2 separate regions of the Homo sapiens genome follow, and region 2 is linked to region 1. Evidence: read pairs that join two places in POLR2A ChIA-PET (ENCODE). Cell type or tissue: GM12878. All regions are shown on one strand. Links, peaks and the distances in the headings refer to the core of each region. The heading gives the core; the rest is flanking DNA.

Region 1 (8,328 bases), core at 213-8,212:
GCACTCCAGCCTGGTGACAGAGCAAGACTGTCTCAAAAAACAAAACAAAACAAAACAAAAAACCTCTTCATGGGCTGGGCACAGTGGCTCACGCCTGTAATCCCAACACTTTGTGAGGCTGAGGCAGAAGACTTGCTTGAGCCCAGGAGTTAAAGATCAGGCTGGGCAATATAGTAGAAACTCTGTCTCGGCCGGGCGTAGTGGCTCATGCCTGTAATCCCAGCACTATGTGAGGCTGAAGCAGGAAGATTGCTTGAGCCCAGGAGTTCAAGACCTGCTTAGGCAATATAGTAGAAACTCTTTTTTTTTTTTTTTTTTTTTTGAGACGGAGTCTCACTCTGTCGCCCAGGCTGGAGGGCGGTGGCACAATCTTGGCTCACTGTGAACTCCACCTCCAGGATTCACGCCATTCTCCTGCCTCAGCCTCCCGAGTAGCTGGGACTACAGGCGCCCGCCACCACGCCTGGCTAAGAAACTCTTGTCTCTACAAAAAATTTAAAAATTAGCCAGGTGTGGTGGTGTGTATCTGTAGTCCCAGCTACTCAGGAGGTCAAGGTGGGAGGACTGCTTGAGCCCAGGAGTTTGAGGCTGCAGTGAGCCGTGATCGCACTACTGCACTCCAGTCTGGGCAACAGAGTGAGTCCCTGTCTCAAAACAACAACAACAAAAAACTCCTTCATGATTTCTCATCGATCTTCACACTGAAATCCAAACTCTTTCTGAGGGCCTGGAAGACCCTTACCTCCCTGCCAACCTTCTCTCTCCCTTCCTCACTGCGCTTCGGTCACACTGAACTTTTTCCATTTTCCTGGCATGCCGAGCCCTTTCCCCGCCCCTGGGCTTGCACCTGTGCTTCTCTCTGCCCTCATTCCACCTTTCTCACATTGCTGTTTGAATCTCATCTTTCATATCTCAGCTTAAAAGCCAGTTGAGAGTGAGTTTTTTTTAAAAACTTTTTTTTAAAAAATCACTTTTCATTTTTATTAATTATTTAGACATGGCTTCTTGCTATGCTGCCCAGGCTGGACCATTGCTGCTGATTTTTTTTTTTTTTTTGAGACAGTTTTGCTCTTGTCACCCAGGCTGGAGTACAGTGTCACAATCTCAGCTCACTGCAACCTCTGCCTCCTGGGTTCAAGCGATTCTCCTACTTTAGCCTCCCAAGTAGCTGGGTGACCTCAAGTGATCCGCCTGCCTCAGCCTCCCAGAGTGTTGGGATGACAAGCGTGAGCCACCACGCTCAGCCCATTGCTTCTTTAACTGAACCGAACACCAAGGCTGTGTCCTAGCAAAGGAGACTTTCCTGTAGGAATCACATATCTTTCAGTCAAGTAAGCTTCCTGGGGAAATGCCCTCCATAACCAGTCCTCCATCTGGTGACCACAATATAAATCTTCTCTTATTCTAGGCCAGGAAAGAAGACTTGTGGGTTCTTCACACTGGCCCCTGCCAGCCTGCCCTTCTGAAGTAATGTGGAGCCTTGGATAAGTGACAGCAAGACAGTTGAGCAAGAAGGGGGAGGAATTACATTCACTCTGCGGGGCTCAGATCACACCAGCAAGACATAGGTCAGTCCTAGATCAACCTGAGCTCCAAGAGAAGATGGAATTTCAGAAAGAAATATCAGAGAGGGCCGGGTGCAGTGGCTCACGCCTGTAATCCTAGCACTTTAGGAGGCCGAGGTGGGCAGATTGCTTGGGGCCAGGAATTCGAGACCAGCCCAGGCAACATAGCGAGATCCCTGCCTCTACAAAAAATACAAAAAATACAAAAAAAAAAAAAAAAATTAGCCAGGTGTGGTATCACACACCTGTAGTCCCAGCTACGTGGGAGGATCACCTGAGCCTGGAAGGTCAAGGCTGCAGTGAGCTGTGATCATGCCACTGTACCCCAGCCTGGGTGACAGAGTGAGACCCTGTGAAAGAAAAGCAAAAAAGAAAAGAGGCTGGGCGCAGTGGCTCACGCCTGTAATCCCAGCACTTTGGGAGGCCAAGGCGGGCAGGTCACGAGGTCAGATCGAGATCATCCTGGCTAACACGATGAAACCCTGTCTCTACTAAAAATACAAAAATTAGCCAGGCGTGGTGGCTGGCGCCTGTAGTCCCAGCTGCTCGGGAGGCTGAGGCAGGAGAATGGCGTGAGCCTGGGAAGTGGAGCTTGCAGTGAGCAGAGACTGCGCCACTGCACTCCAGCCTGGGCAACAGAGCAAGACTCTGTCTCAAAAAAAAAAAGAAAAGAGAGAAGAGAAAAGAAGAGAAGAGGAGGGGAGAGGAAGGGGGGAGGAGAGGGGAGGAGAGGGGAGGGGAGGAGAGGGAAAGGGAAGGAAGGGAGGAAGGAAGGAAGGAGAGAAAGAAGGAAGAGAAAGAAAGATCACAGAGGCTGCTCTCAAATGGCCCTCTCCTAAATTCCTTCTAAAGGTCTGTTTTATTTAGGCAAGCCCTTGGCACAAGATCAGATATTCAGTAAGTGCTTATTATTCTTTGTGTTTCTAATAGGATGTCCCAGGGGAGGTTTTTTTTTGTTTTTTTGTTTTGTTTTGTTTTGTTTGAGACTGAGTCTTGCTGTGTTGCCCAGGCTGGAGTGCAATGGCACATCTCAGCTCACTACAACCTCCGCCTCCTGGGTTCAAGCGATTCTCCTGCCTCAGCCCCCTGAGTAGCTGGGATTACAGGCATGCACCACCAAGCCCAGCTAATTTTTGTATTTTTAGTAGAGACGGGGTTTCGCCATGTTGGCCAGGCTGGTCTCGAACTCCTGACCTCAGGTGATCTGCCCACCTCAGCCTCCCAAAGTGCTGGGATTACAGGTGTGAGCCACCGCGTCCGGCCATTTTTGTTTTTTGTTTTTTATTTTTTGAAATGGAGTCTTCCTCTGCCACCCAGGCTGGAGTGCAGTGTGGTGCGATCTTGGCTCACTGCAACCTCTGCCTCCTGAGTTCAAGCGATTCTTGCGCCTCAGCCTCCTGAGTAGTGGGATTACAGGCACCCACCACCACACCTGGCTATTTTTTGTATTTTTAGTATAGATGGGGTTTTGCCATGTTGCCCAGGCTGGTCTCAAACTCCTGAGCTCAATTGATCCACCTGCCTCGGCCTCCCAAAGTGCTGGGATTACAGGTGTGAGCCACCAAGCCCGGCCTGATGTCCCAGGGGAATTTCTTTATGCAGACTCCCGAGCCCTCTCCCAGGGCCTGCCACTCACCCTCAATGACATAGATCTTCTTCTGCAGCTCAGTGAATAGATCTTTCAGCTTCTCAAATGTGTCCAGAATTTTCACAAACTCGCTCGCGGGTTTTGATGCAAATTTGTGGAGGGTCTCCTGACTCTCCTTGGTCTGAAAATGCTTTCCAATCTGTGAGGGAGTGGAGAGTGAAGAGCTGAAATCCCCCAAACCTCAGTCCAGTTTGCTATTATTTTCACAAGAGTCTGGCCCCAGGGAGAAAGGGGCTTGGGGTTCAGAAAGAGGAGAGGGAAGATATGATGCAGGAAGCAGCAGGGGCCCTACCCCGATGATGTAGCGGATGATGTCTTTGGCCGCATCGATGTTGCCACTGTCAGTGGCCTCCCCATCCGTGATGATGATAAGCACTTTGGTGGCATCTGGCCGGGCCCCCAGCTCCTCCCGGAACACCTCTGTCCTGTGTCCAGGAAAGGAGGAGATGAGAGACTCCCCCAAACTAGGGCCTGAGGTCTCTTTCCCCACCTGCTCATCAAGTCACCTCCATGCTGGTTACGCAAAAGCCCTTCCTGGATCTCCCAGGCCGGGATTCCAAGCCTGCAGCAGTCACCTCTAAACCTCTTTGCTGCCACCCCTTTCCTTCTGGACCAGTGGTCCTCACACTGCATCCTGGGCAGTCCAGAGGGTGTCCCAGAGCCCATGGACAGGAGGAGGAGGTTTTGTGAGGAATGACTCTGGGCTTCCTACCCTCCATTGCAACCACATGGCCACCACTCTTTAATCAGCTACAGATATTGATCCAAGTGAGATTTCAATGTGGAAGAGAGGGTCCTACAGCTGAAGAAAACTGGGGAGTCACTCTTCCAGAGCAAGCTCTTCCAGCACCTCCTCTGCCTTCCCATAGTCCACAGGCTGCCTCCGGATCTCTACCATAGCAGTGAACCTAGTGAATTACCGTGACTCATTTCTCTGTCAATTTTCCCCCTAAACCATGAGTTCCTCAAGGAAAGGACCATGTTGGATTTGTTGCTGTATCTCTGGCTCCCAGCACAAAGGAGGCGGTTGTGCATGTGAGATGAAGGAGGGAGAACTAGTGTTACAGCTCTTTTAGAATTTGTCTAGCAGGCTTTCTGTTTTTTGCTAAAATCCTCCACCCTCAAAAAAATTAAAAAAATAAAATAAAGAAGGGAGAACTGAACACCAGATGGGCCAAGGCTAAAAATTTCTGCCCTGGGAGTTCCAGACCATTCTGGGCAACATAGCGAGACTCCAACTCTACAAAGATGAAAACAATTAGCCAGGCATGGTGGTGTGTGATTGTAGTCCCAACTACTCAGGAGGCTGAGACAGGAGGATCGCTTGAGCCCAGGAGTTTGAGGCTGCAGTGAGCTAGGATCACGTCACTGCGCTCCAGCCTGGGCAACAGAGTGAGACCTTGACTCTAAAAAAAAAAGAAAAAGAAAATTCCTGTTTTGCCCACAGCCTTCCTCTGAGCAAGTTGGGTTGGCCATAGCTCTTGCTGGAACAGCAGCAAGGTGTGAACCGTCTTACCCATGAACACCTGCTGTCAAGACCTCTGGTTCTATCTTGGATGCAAAATGCTTCTCCAATCTCCATCCACACAGACATGGGCCTATTGCGGGTCCTGTTCATGGATTTCCACCCTGGTTTATACAACCATTGTCTCTCATCTGGATTTTTCAGTAGCCTTCTAACTGGCCCTATCACTTCCACCCGCCCTTGCCCCCTCTACAGTCTAATATCAACCCTGCAGCCAGAGGGATCTTTTAAAAAACATAGATCATCACTCCTCTACTCAAAACCTCTAATGACTTCTCATCTTACTCAGAGGAAAGCCAAAGTCCTCACTATGGTCTCCAAGTCACTAACCCATCCAGACCCTCATGATCTCTCTGACCTCATCACCTACTATTTTCCCCCCTCACTTATTTCTCTCCGGCCACATTGGTGTCCTGGCTCTTCTTTTTTAATTTATTTTTAATTTCTTAGAGTTAAGATCTTGCTCTGTTGTCCAGGCTGGAGTGCAATGGTGTGATCATAGCTCACTGCAGCTTCAAACTCCTGGCTCATAGGCCAGGTGTGGTGACTCACACCTGTAATCCCAGCACTTTGGGAGGGTGAGGCAGGTGGATCACCTGAGGTCAGGAGTTTGAGTCCAGCCTGGCCAACATGGTGAAAGCCTATCTCTACTAAAAATACAAAAAAAATTAGCCAGGCGTGGTGGCACAGGTCTGTAATCCCAGCTACTTGAAAGGCGGAGGCAGGAGAATGGCTTGAACCTGGGAGGTGGAGGTTGCAGTGAGCCGAGATCATGCCATTGCACTACAGCCTGGGCAACAAGAGCGAAACTCCATCTCAAAAAACAAAAACAAAAACCAAAAACCAAACAAACAAACAAAAACTTCTGGGCTCAAAAGATCCTCCTGCCTCAGCTTCCCAAAGCCCTGGGATTACAGACTGTGCACCTGGCTTAGACTTTCTCTTGGATTTAATTAGTACAGAGTAGATTTCTGTTACGTACAACCAAAAGAATCTGCAGTAAAATTGTTCCACTTCAATTCAGACAATAAACTGCCCCTTGCTGTACCTACCTACTGAGTTCCCATGCCCTGCAGCTGGAAGTGGGTAGATCACCCAGAACAAATCACAGGACACGTGCTCTCCTGCAAAAGGGAACTCACGCGACATAATTGATGGCACCAAAGGTATTGGTCAACAGCAACATGTGCTTTACATGCTTCAGCAGAGCATCAGGGTCCTTCCGTTTAACATAATCTGAGAAATCAAATTCTGTTTTGTAGCTTGTGGAAAACTGAACAGCAGCAAACTAGAAAAGGAAGGAAGAAATGACATTCAGTTATATATCCCTTTCCATTTGTCTGTTCCAAACTCTACTTCTTTTTTTTTTTTTTTTTTTTTTAGATGGAGTTTCGCTCTTGTTGCCCAGGCTGGAGTGCACTGGCACAATCTTGGCTCACTGCAACCTCTGCCTCCCGGGTTCCAGCGATTTTCATGCCTCAGCCTCCCAAGTAGCTGCGATTACAGGCACGTGCCACCACACCCGAATATTTGTGTGTGTGTGGTGTGTGTGTGTGTGTGTGTGTGTGTGTGTGTGTGTGTGTTTTTAGTAGAGACGGTGTTTCACCATATTGGCCAGGCTGGTCTCGAACTCCTCACCTCAGGTGATCCACCTGCCTCAGCCTCCCAAAGTGCTAGGATTACAGGCATGAGCCACCGTGCCCAGCCCCAAACTCTACTTCTTCTTTTTCAAAACAGGGTCTTGTTCTGTCTCCCAGGCTGGAGTGCACGGTCACAATCATAGCTCACTGCAGCCTCAGCCTCCCAGGCTCGAGCCATCCTCCCTCGTCAGCCTCCGAAGTAGCTGGGACTTCAGGCACGTGCCACCACACTTGGCTAGTTTTTATTTTTTGTAGAAATGGGGTCTTGCTATGTTGCCTAGGCTGGTCTCGAACTCCTGGCTTCAAGTGATCCTCCCGGCTAAGCCTCCCAATGTGCTGGGATTACAGGTGTGAGCCACTATGCCTGGCTCAATCTCTTCTTATGCAGGACCTGGGCAACCCAACTCCACATCCTTGCCTCAGATAATTCTTTTGAAAATGAGGCAATATACAAATAAACACAGAAATAAAATGAAATAAACCTTGCTCCCTCATGTAACACTGTGTGTTGAGCTCCTGTTTTCTGGGTCCACCTATGTCACTGATAGGGATGGGTTCCAGCAGCCATATTTCTGCTGAGTGACGCTGCTTAACTAGATACAGTTGGCTGGGCCGGGGATCAACACCTGACTGAAGCTACGCCAGCCAGAACCTCTTCTCTGAGAACTGGAAATTTGCAAAGGGAGGTGTTGGTTGAGGGGAAGGTAAAAAACCCTCTTGGAACTTTAACACATGAACTTAGGAGCTTTCCATAGGTCTATGTGGTCTAAAGGCGCTAAGGGAGCCAGTCTACGGAGACTGAGAAAAGAGAAGAAGGAAGCAAAGACGCAAAAAGAAACAGAAATGAGAACTAGCTGGGCACAGTGGCTCATGCCTGTAATCCCAGCACTTTGGGAGGCCAAGGCAGGAGGATCTCTTGAGAGATCCAGGAGTTTGGGACCAGTCTGGGCAACACAATGATAAACCATCTCTACAGAAAATTTAAAAATTAGCCACGCACAGTGGTGCACATGGGTAGTCCCAGCTAGTTGGGAGGATCATTTGAGCCCAGGAGTTTGAGGCTACAGTGAGCTATGATCGTGCCACCATGATTCCAGCCTTGGGGACACAGTGAGACCCTGTCTCAAAAAGAAAAAATGGCTGTGCACGGTGGCTCACGCCTGTAATCCCAGCACTTTGGGAGGCCAAGGTGGGCAGATCACAAGGTCAGGAGTTCAAGACCAGCCTGGCAACATGGTGAAACACCATCTCTACTAAAAATACAAAAATCAGCTGGGTGTAGTGGCAGTTGCCTGTAATACCAGCTACTTGGGAGGCTGAGGCAGGTGACTTGCTTGAACCTGGGAGGCAGTGAGTCGAGATTGTGCCATTGCACTCCAGCCTGGGCAACAAGAGCAAAACTCCATCTCAAAAAAAAAAAAAAAAAAAAAAAAAAAAAGGAAATGAGAACTAGAGAGACTCCTAGAAGCTTTCTACTCCCTGGTTCTTGTCCCTTCCAGAGGCCCAGTTATAGCCATGCCCATAGGCTCTGAGGATTCCACATACTAACATTTCCTTTCATGGTTTAAGTCAGTTCAGGTAGGCATCTATTGCATGCAACCAAGAATCCTAACTAACTTTTTTACCTGGTACGAAGTGTTGCTGAGTTTCTTCATCACATCCTTCATGAAGTCCAGAATTTTCTGAAATTCATCTGGCTGCAAGCTCATCGAACCATCAAACAGAAATACCAGGTCTACGTTGCCCTTGATACATTCTGCAGAAGCCAGACGCAAGGGACCCAGTGAAGCATCTCTGGTGTTTGACCTGCCCATGCTGGTTCTCTCTAGGGACAGCCATTTGGAGGTATTTTTACCCAATGAGTCCCCAGTTCCTTACCCTGAAAACCAGGGCGCCCCTGCAGCATGGGACCCTGCAGATTCTGGCGGAAGAGGTAACACAGGCCACTCA
Region 2 (8,328 bases), core at 221-8,220, 350 kb after region 1:
GAAGGCGGGTCGCAGTGGCTCACACCTGTAATCCCAGCACTTTGGGAGGCCGAGGTGGGTAGATCACTTGAGGCCAGGAGTTCGAGACCAGCCTGGGCAACATGGTGAAACGCCCGTCTCTACTAAAAATACAAAAATTAGGCCAGATGTGGTGGCTCACGCCTGTAATCCCAGCTATTTAGGAGGCCGAGGCAGGTGGATCACCTGAGGTCAGGAGTTCGAGACCAGCTTGACCAACATGGAGAAACCCCATCTCTACTAAAAATACAAAATTAGCCAGGCGAGGTGGCGCATGCCTGTAATCCCAGCTACTAGGGAGGCTGAGGCAGGAGAATTGCTTGAACCCAGGAGGCGGAGGTTGCAGTGAGCCGAGATGGCACCATTGCACTCCAGCCTAGGCAACGAGAGCGAAACTCCATCTAAAAAAAAAAAAAAAAAAATTGGCCAGGCACGGTGGCTCGCGCCTGTAATCCTAGCCCTTTGGGAGGCCGAGGCGGGCAGATCACCTGAGATCAAGAGTTCGATACCAGCCTGACCAACATGGAGAAACCCCGTCTCTACTAAAAATACAAAATTAGCCGGATGTGGTGGCGCATGCCTGTAATCCCAGCTACTTGGCAGCTGAGGTGGGAGAATCGCTTGAACCTGGGAGATGGAGGTTGCGGTGAGCCAAGATGGTGCCATTGCACTCTAGCCTGAGCAACGGGAGCAAAACTCTGTCTAAAAAAAAAAAAAAAAAAAAAAAAAGCCAGTGGTGGCGCATGCCTGTAGTCCCAACTACTCAGGAGGCTGAGGCAAAAGAATCACTTGAATCCAAGAGATGGAGGCTGCAGTGAGCTGAGGTAGTGCCACTGCACTCCAGCCTGGGTGACAAAGTGAGATTCCATCTCAAAATAAATGAATAAAAATAAAATAAGTAAAGTGTGTGGCGCCTCTTCCCTTGCTCTCTTGCTCCTGCTCCTGCCATGTGACATGCCTGTTCTCCCTTCACCTTCTGCCATGATTGTAAGTTTCCTGAGGCCTCCCCAGAAGCCAAGCAGATGCCAGCATCATGTTCCCTGTACAACCTGCAGAACCATGAGCCAATTAAACCTCTTGCCTTTATAAATTATCCAGGCTTAGGTATTTATAGCAATACAAGAATGGATTAATACACTGGGGGACATCAAAGCTCTAAGATGACAGTGCCGGAGCTCTGAGGATCTTTTCCCCAGCAAAACAAGCAAAGCTGGTGAAAACCATTTAAAAATAAATAAACACTTAAAGTTTCTGGAATTATCCTAATGTCATATAACAGATGAATAAACATTTAATTTTATTTTTTATTGAGATGGAGTCTTGCTCTGTTGCCCAGGCTGGAGTGCAGTGGTGCAATCTTGGCTCACTTTCTTATTCAAGAAAATCTACTAAAACTCAGTAAGAACAGGGAGAATCTGTGGCATTGAATTTTATTACTTTTATTATTATTATTTTGTAGAGATGGGGTTTCACTATGTTGCACAAGCTGGTCTCAAATTCCTGGGCTCAAGCTATCCTGCCACCTCGGCCTCCCAAAGTGCTGGGATTATAAGCATTGTTATCGGTGAAAGGTTATCCAAGTTACCGGTGACAAATCTGTACGGGTCTGCAGCAACCTCAATTCTTGCCTCCACAGAAGAAAGAACCACAGGGCATAAGGCAGAAAAAGAGACCAAGGGAAGTTTCAGAGCAGGAGTGGAAGTTTATTTTAAATGGCTTTAGAATGGGAAAGAAAGGTAAGTACATTTGGAAGAGACTCAAGTGGGCACCAAGGTCAAGCGTGGTGTTCAACCTTGATCCTAGGACTTTATAGGCTGGCTCCTTTCCCATGATTCTTCCCTTAGGATGGGCTGCCTGCATGCACAGTGGCCTCCTTACCCTGGGAAGGTGAGCATGCACAGTGTGTGTAGGAAGTTGTATGCATGCCTATCTGAGGTTTTCTTCCCTTTTCCGGTGGTCTGACCCCGGAAGGTCATGCTCCATCATTTTGTCTCTTTCTTTTTTGTTTGTTTGTTTTTTTTTTGAGACAGTTTCACTCTTGTTTCCCAGGCTGGAGTGTAGTGGCCTGATCTCAGCTCACTGCAACCTCCACCTCCTGGGTTCAAGCAATTCTCCTCCTTCAGTCTCCTGAGTAGGTGGGATATCAGGCACCCAACACCACGCTTGGCTAATTTTGTATTTTTAGTAGAGATGGGGGTTTCACCACATTGGCCAGACTGGTCTTGAACTCCTGACCTCAGGTGATCCGCTCGCCTCAGTCTCCCAAATTGCTGGGATTACAGGTGTGAGCCACCGTGCCCAGACTATTTTGTCTCTTAATGCACATGTCCAGGAAATTGCTTCTCCCTGGTGTCTGCATTCAATTAACACTCTAACATAACAGCTGTGGACCATCAGGAGCTTGTCTCTCTCTCTGGCGCTGGCTGCCAAATTATTTAGAGAGGCAATGTGATCATTGTTGAACCATCACTTGACATTCCTGGTGGGTGGGGAAGAGCCCTCTCCAGCCCTGCTCATGCCTGTTTAACTACCTGTAACATTATGAGCCACTGTGCCAGGCCATCTGTGGCATTTAAGCCAGGAGGACCAACTATCTCCTGACTGCCCTCCCCCCACAGTTCAGCTGGAAGGAAACTGCTCTCTGAGTAGATGTGGCCAAGAAGACAAGCTCCCTCTCCCCTCAGCTGCCAATCAAGGCTTACCATATCTCACCAGGAGGAGCATGCTGCCACCAGTTTTCATCCCCTCCAACTCCAAATTGAAGAGGCTACATTTCTGGTGAACGTGGTAAAGAAGTAGGGCACTCTTCTCCTCCACCCAGCACTCGCCCACACCATAGAATGAAGGCTGTACCATCAGTGACAGTCCAAGAATACTGGGACCATAATCACACTCCTCCCAGCTTGCTTGTGGAACAGAGATCCCATGCCAGGAGGGGCAAGCCACGAAAACCAGAGGCTACTGCTCCACCAGTGTCCAAAATAGGGTCTCAGAGGCTTTGCCCAGTGGGACAGACAGTTCATAAAAAAAGAGACCCCAAGGGCCAGGCATGGTGGCTCACACCTGTAATCCCAACCCTTGGGAGGCCGAGGCAGGTGGATCACCTGAGGTCAGGAGTTCGAGACCAGCCTGGCCAACATAGTGAAACTCCACTCTACCAAAAATACAAAAATTAGGCTGGGCACAGCGGTTCACACCTGTAATCCCAGCACTTTGGGAGGCCAAGGTGGATGGATCACCTGAGGTCAGGAGTTCGTGACCAGCCTGGCCAACATGGTGAAACCCTGCCTCTACTAAAAATAAAAAATTAGCCAGGTGTGGTGGCATGTGCCTGTAATCCTAGCTACTGAGGCAGGAGAATCGCTTGAACCAGGGAAGCAGAGTTTGCAGTGAGCCACGATCACGCCACTGCACTCTAGCCTGGGGGACAGAGTGAGACTCCATCTCAAAAAATTTAAAAAAAAAAATACAAATATTAGCTGGGCATGGTGGCGCACACCTGTAGTCCTGGCTACTCAGGAGGCTGAGGCAGGAGAATTGCTTGAACCCGGGAGGCAGAGGTTGCAGTGAGTTGAGATTGTGCCATTGCACTCAGCCTGGGCAACAAAAGTGAAACTCCATCTCAAAATAAATAAATTAGATAAATAAATAAATAAACAAACAAGACAAAAAGAGACTCTTGGCAGCAGCAAGAGAAAAACAACTCATCGCGTACAAGGAAACTCCAATGAGATTGACAGTTGATTTCTCATCAGAAACAACGGAAGCCAGCAGGTGGTGGGATGACACATTCAAAGTTGATTCTTGTCTCTGTGGTGGTTATATTCCCCAAAGTCACCACAAACAATGAATTAGAGAATACTGAACATTGCTTCTAGCGGAAATACATGGTGAAGTTCCTGCCAGCCTCTGATCACCACACTTTTGTCAACCAATCAGTCCACAGCTGTGTGTTACATGTGATTCTGTTTTGGGTTTTGTTTGTTTTTTGTAGGTCTTGCTCTATCGCTCAGGCTGAAGTGCAGTGGCACAATCACAGCTCACTGCAGCCTTGAACTCCTAGGCTCATGCCAGGCGCGGTGGCTCACGCCTGTAATACCAGCACTTTGGGAGGCCAAAGCAGGCGGATCATGAGGTCAGGAGACCGAGACCATCCTGGCTAACACGGTGAAACCCCGTCTCTACTACAAATACAAAACATTAGCCGGGCGTGGTGGCAGGCGTCTGTAATCCCAGCTACTCGGGAGACTGAGGCAGGAGAATAGCGTGAACCTGGGAGGTGGAGCTTGCAGTGAGCTGAGAGATCTTACCACTGCACTCCAGCCTGGGCGACAGAGCGAGATTCTGTCTCAAAAAAACAAAACAAAACAAAAATCCTAGGCTCAAGGAATTCTCCTGCCTCAGTCCTGTAGCTGGGACTACAGACGCGCATCACCACTGCGCCTGGCCCCCACATCTATCTTTTCAGACTGGTTTGGGACTACAGGCACACACCACCAGGGGTGGTGTATGTGTGCCTGTAGTCCTAGCTACTCAGGAGGCTGAGGTGGGAGGATCACTTAAACCCAAGAGTTCGAGGCTGCAGTGAGCTATGATCAGGCCACTGCACTCCAGCCTAGGTGACAGAACAAGATCCTGTCTCTAAAAAAGATAAAATAAAAAATAAGGCCAGGCGCGGTGGCTCGCGGTGGCTGGCTGTAATCCCAGCACTTTGGGAGGCTGAGGTGGGCGGATCACAAGGTCAGGAGTTCGAGATCGGCCTGGACAACATGGTGAAACCCCGTCTAGGAAACTAGTCTTCCCAGCTAATTTTGTATTTTTAGTAGAGACAGGGTTTCACCACATTGGTAAGACTGGTCTTGAACTCCTGACTTCAAGTAATCCACCCCTCTTTGGCCTCCCAAAGTGCTGGGATTATGGGTGTGAGCCACCATGCCCACCCCATAATTACTTTTGCACCAACAAAATATAAGAGGGCTTCAAAGGGAAGACACCAGCATAATGGCCTTCAAGATATTGTACGATCTAGCCGGGCGCAGTGGCTCACGCCTGTAATCCCAGCACTTTGGGAGGCTGAAGCGGGAGGATCAGCTGAGGTCGGGAGTTCAAGAACAGCCTGACCAACGTGAAGAAACCCCGTCTCTACTAAAACAAAATACAAAAAATTAGCCGGGCGTGGTGGTGCATACCTGTAATCCCAGCTACTCGGGAGGCTGAAGCAGGAGAATTACTTGAACCCGGGAGCCAGAGGTTGCCATAAGCTAAGATCGTGCCATTGCACTCCAGCCTGTGCAACAAGAACAAAACTCCATCTCAAACAAAAAAAAAAAAGAAAAGAAAAAAAGAAAAGAAATTGTACAATCTAAACTGAACATGGTGGCTTGCATCTATAATCCCAGCTACTTGGGAGGGTGAAACAAGAGGATTGCTTGAGGCCAGGAGTTCGAGACCAGCCTGAGCAACATGGAGAGACCCCTATCTCCTAAATAATTTTTTAAAATTAGCCAGGGGTGGTGGACTTCATTTGGTAGTTAATGAGAGGAATTAGGCCAGGAGCAGTGGCTCACACCTGTAATCCCAGCACTTTGGGAGGCTGGTGGGGAGGACTGGTCTCAAGCCCAGGAGCTTGAGACCAGCCTGGGCAACATGCCAAAACCCCATCTCTACAAAAAAAAAAAATATATATATATATATATATACATACAAAAATTAGCTGGACATGGTGTTGTGTGCCTGTAGTTCTAGCTACTTGGGAGGCTGAAGCTAGAGAACTGCCTGAGCCTGGGTGGTCGAGTCTACAGTGAGCCATGATGGTGCCACTGCACTCCAGCCTGGGGGACAGAGCGAGACCTTGCCTCAAAAAAAAAAAGGTGGGGGGAGGAATTAAAAATATATATATTATAATAGACACTGCTGTAACTGTCTGCTCAGCACTTTCTGGGGATGGTGCCCGAATTTTCCTTGGGAAAACCATCCCTTCCCTAGCCTACTTTATGTCATGCCAGTAGAGATAACTAAACCCCCAATTCCACACTGATTCAGGTTGAAGGATTTGCACAGGCTTCAAACAAAACTAGTAACTGGCCAGGCACGGTGGCTCATGCCTGTTATCAAAGCACTTTCAGAGGCTGAGGTGAGTGGATCGCTTGAGGCCAGGAATTTGAGACCAGCATGGCCCACATGGCCAAACCCCGTCTCTACTAAAAATACAAAAATTAGCCGGGCGTGGTGGCGGGCGCCTGTAATCCCAGCTACTCGGGAGGCTGAAACAGGAAAATCTCTCGAACCCAGAAGGTGGAGGTTGCAGTGAACCAAGATCGCACCATTGCACTCCAGCCTGGGTGACAGAGGGAGACTCTGTCTCAAAAAAACTAGTAACCAATAAGAGTCAAATCTAGGCCTTGCATTACAAGAGACAGAGACAGGGAGAAAGAGAGACAGAGAGAGAAGAGCTTTCCCTTGCTGGAGTTACTGAAAAAACCAGACACGAATCTGCAAGTACTAGCTTCCATCTGGCTACTCTGAGAGGAGGGGGTGGCTAAGAATGGAACCAACTCAGAAGAAAGTTGAGCTAAGGGAGGGATCAAAGTCCTAATGATACTGTTTGAGTCAGTGGAGCCAACTGTGTCTTCACAGTCAGTAAGCCAATGCACCTCCTTTCTTGCTTGAGTCCTTTTGAGTTGGGTCTTTGAAGACTTGTTACTGAAAGATTCCTGCCTACTACAACCTCATCAGGGCCATGTTTTAGGCATATCTGAGGAGGAAGGAGACAGACAGAAAGGAACCTAGTTAAGACCAGCCTGGGGCCGGGCGCAGTGGCTCATGCCTGTAATCCCAGCACTTTGGGAGGCCGAGGCGGGCAGATCACGAGGTCAGGAGTTCAAGACCAGCCTGGCCAACATGGTGAAACCCCATCTCTACTAAAAATACAAAAATTAGCCAGGCGTGGTGGCGGGCACCTGTAATCCCAGCTACTCGAGAGGCTGAGGCAGGAGAATTGCTTGAACCCAGGAGGTGGAGGTTGCAGTGAGTTGAGATCGAGCCACTGCTCTCCAGCCTGGGTGACAGGGCAAGACTCTGACTCAGGGGGAAAAAAAAGAACCAGCCTGGGCAGTATAGCCAGACTGTCGTGTCTACAAAAAATTTAAAAAATTAGGCCAGGCGCAGTGGCTGTCACCTGTAATCCTAGCACTTTGGGAGGCCAAGGCAGGTGGATCACTTGAGGTCAGGAGTTTGAGACCAGCCTGGCCAACATGGTGAAACCCATCCTAATAAAAATACAAAAAGAATTAGCCAGATGTGGTATTGTGTACCTGTAGTGCCAGCTACTTGGGAGGCTGAGGAAGGGAGATCATTTGAGCCTGGGAGGTTGAGACTGCAGTGAGCTGTGATCATGCCACTGCACTCTAGCCTGGGCAACAGAGCGAGACCCTGTCTCAAAAAAAAGGAAAGAAATGAAATGAAAAGAAAGGCCAGGCGCAGTGGCTCACACCTGTACCTGTAATCCCAGCATGATGGGAGGCCAAGGTGGGCAGATCTCTTGAGACCAGGAGTTCAAGACTAGCCTGGGTAACATGGTGAACCTCGTCTCGATACAATACAATAGTAAAGGCAAAGTGACATGAGAATCACAAGGAAATATCAGACAAACCCAAACTGAGGGACATTCTACAAAATAACTGACCTATAATCTTCAAAAGTCTACGGTCATGAAAGACCAGAATACTACTACTAATAATAAGAAGAATAAATAACTATTTCAGGCCAGGCATGGTGGCTCATGCCTGTAATCCCAGCACTTTGGGAGGCCAAGGTGGGCGGATCATTTGAGACCAGCCTGGGCAACACGGTGAAACCCCATCTCTACCAAAAATACTAAAATTAGCTGGGCATGGTGACACATGCTTGTGGTCCCAGCTACTCAGAAGGTTGAGGTGAGAGGATCATTTGAGCCTGAGAGGCAGAGGTTGCAGTGAGCCATGACCGCACCACTGCAGTCCAGCCTGGGCGACACAGCATGACACTGCCTCAAAAAAAAAAAAAAAGAAAGAAAGAAAGAAAAAAAGAAGTGCCAGACCTTGAAAATCACAAAAAGCTAATAACTGGTTTAAGATTTAATCTGGAGCCAGCCGAAGTGGCTCATGACTGTAATCCTAGCACTCCGAAAGGCCGAGGTGAGAGGATCACTTGAGCCTAGAAATTTGAGACCAGACTGGGCAACATTAGCTAGAACCCTTCTCTACAAACATTCTAAAAATTAGCCAAGCCAGGCACGGTGGCTCACACCTGTAATCCCAGCACTTTGGGAGG

Evidence for each region. ChIA-PET counts read pairs that join two places held together with the same protein. Peaks named below come from ENCODE experiments on the same cell type or tissue, not always from the same donor. Only the 100,000 strongest peaks of a DNase experiment are listed, where the experiment ranks them.
Region 2: POLR2A ChIA-PET joins it to region 1 with 5 read pairs; 2 of 35 experiments call an interaction of 5 or more read pairs at or near these places.

The regions. Positions count from the first base shown.
Region 1 is chr16:30,479,137-30,487,464 of GRCh38, reverse strand. ITGAL (integrin subunit alpha L) reads right to left here. Exons shown (of 31, transcript NM_002209.3): 5 at 8,257-8,328; 6 at 8,004-8,134; 7 at 5,881-6,026; 8 at 3,506-3,638; 9 at 3,202-3,352. It also overlaps the pseudogene RNU7-61P. Among named protein-coding and RNA genes, the nearest start is that of ITGAL, 11 kb to the right of the region's middle. In GM12878, for the core only: no CTCF peak of the experiment used is centred there; no DNase peak of the experiment used is centred there.
Region 2 is chr16:30,126,427-30,134,754 of GRCh38, reverse strand. No RefSeq gene overlaps it. Among named protein-coding and RNA genes, the nearest start is that of MAPK3, 7.4 kb to the right of the region's middle. In GM12878, for the core only: no CTCF peak of the experiment used is centred there; DNase peaks (open chromatin) are centred at 3,875 and 7,954.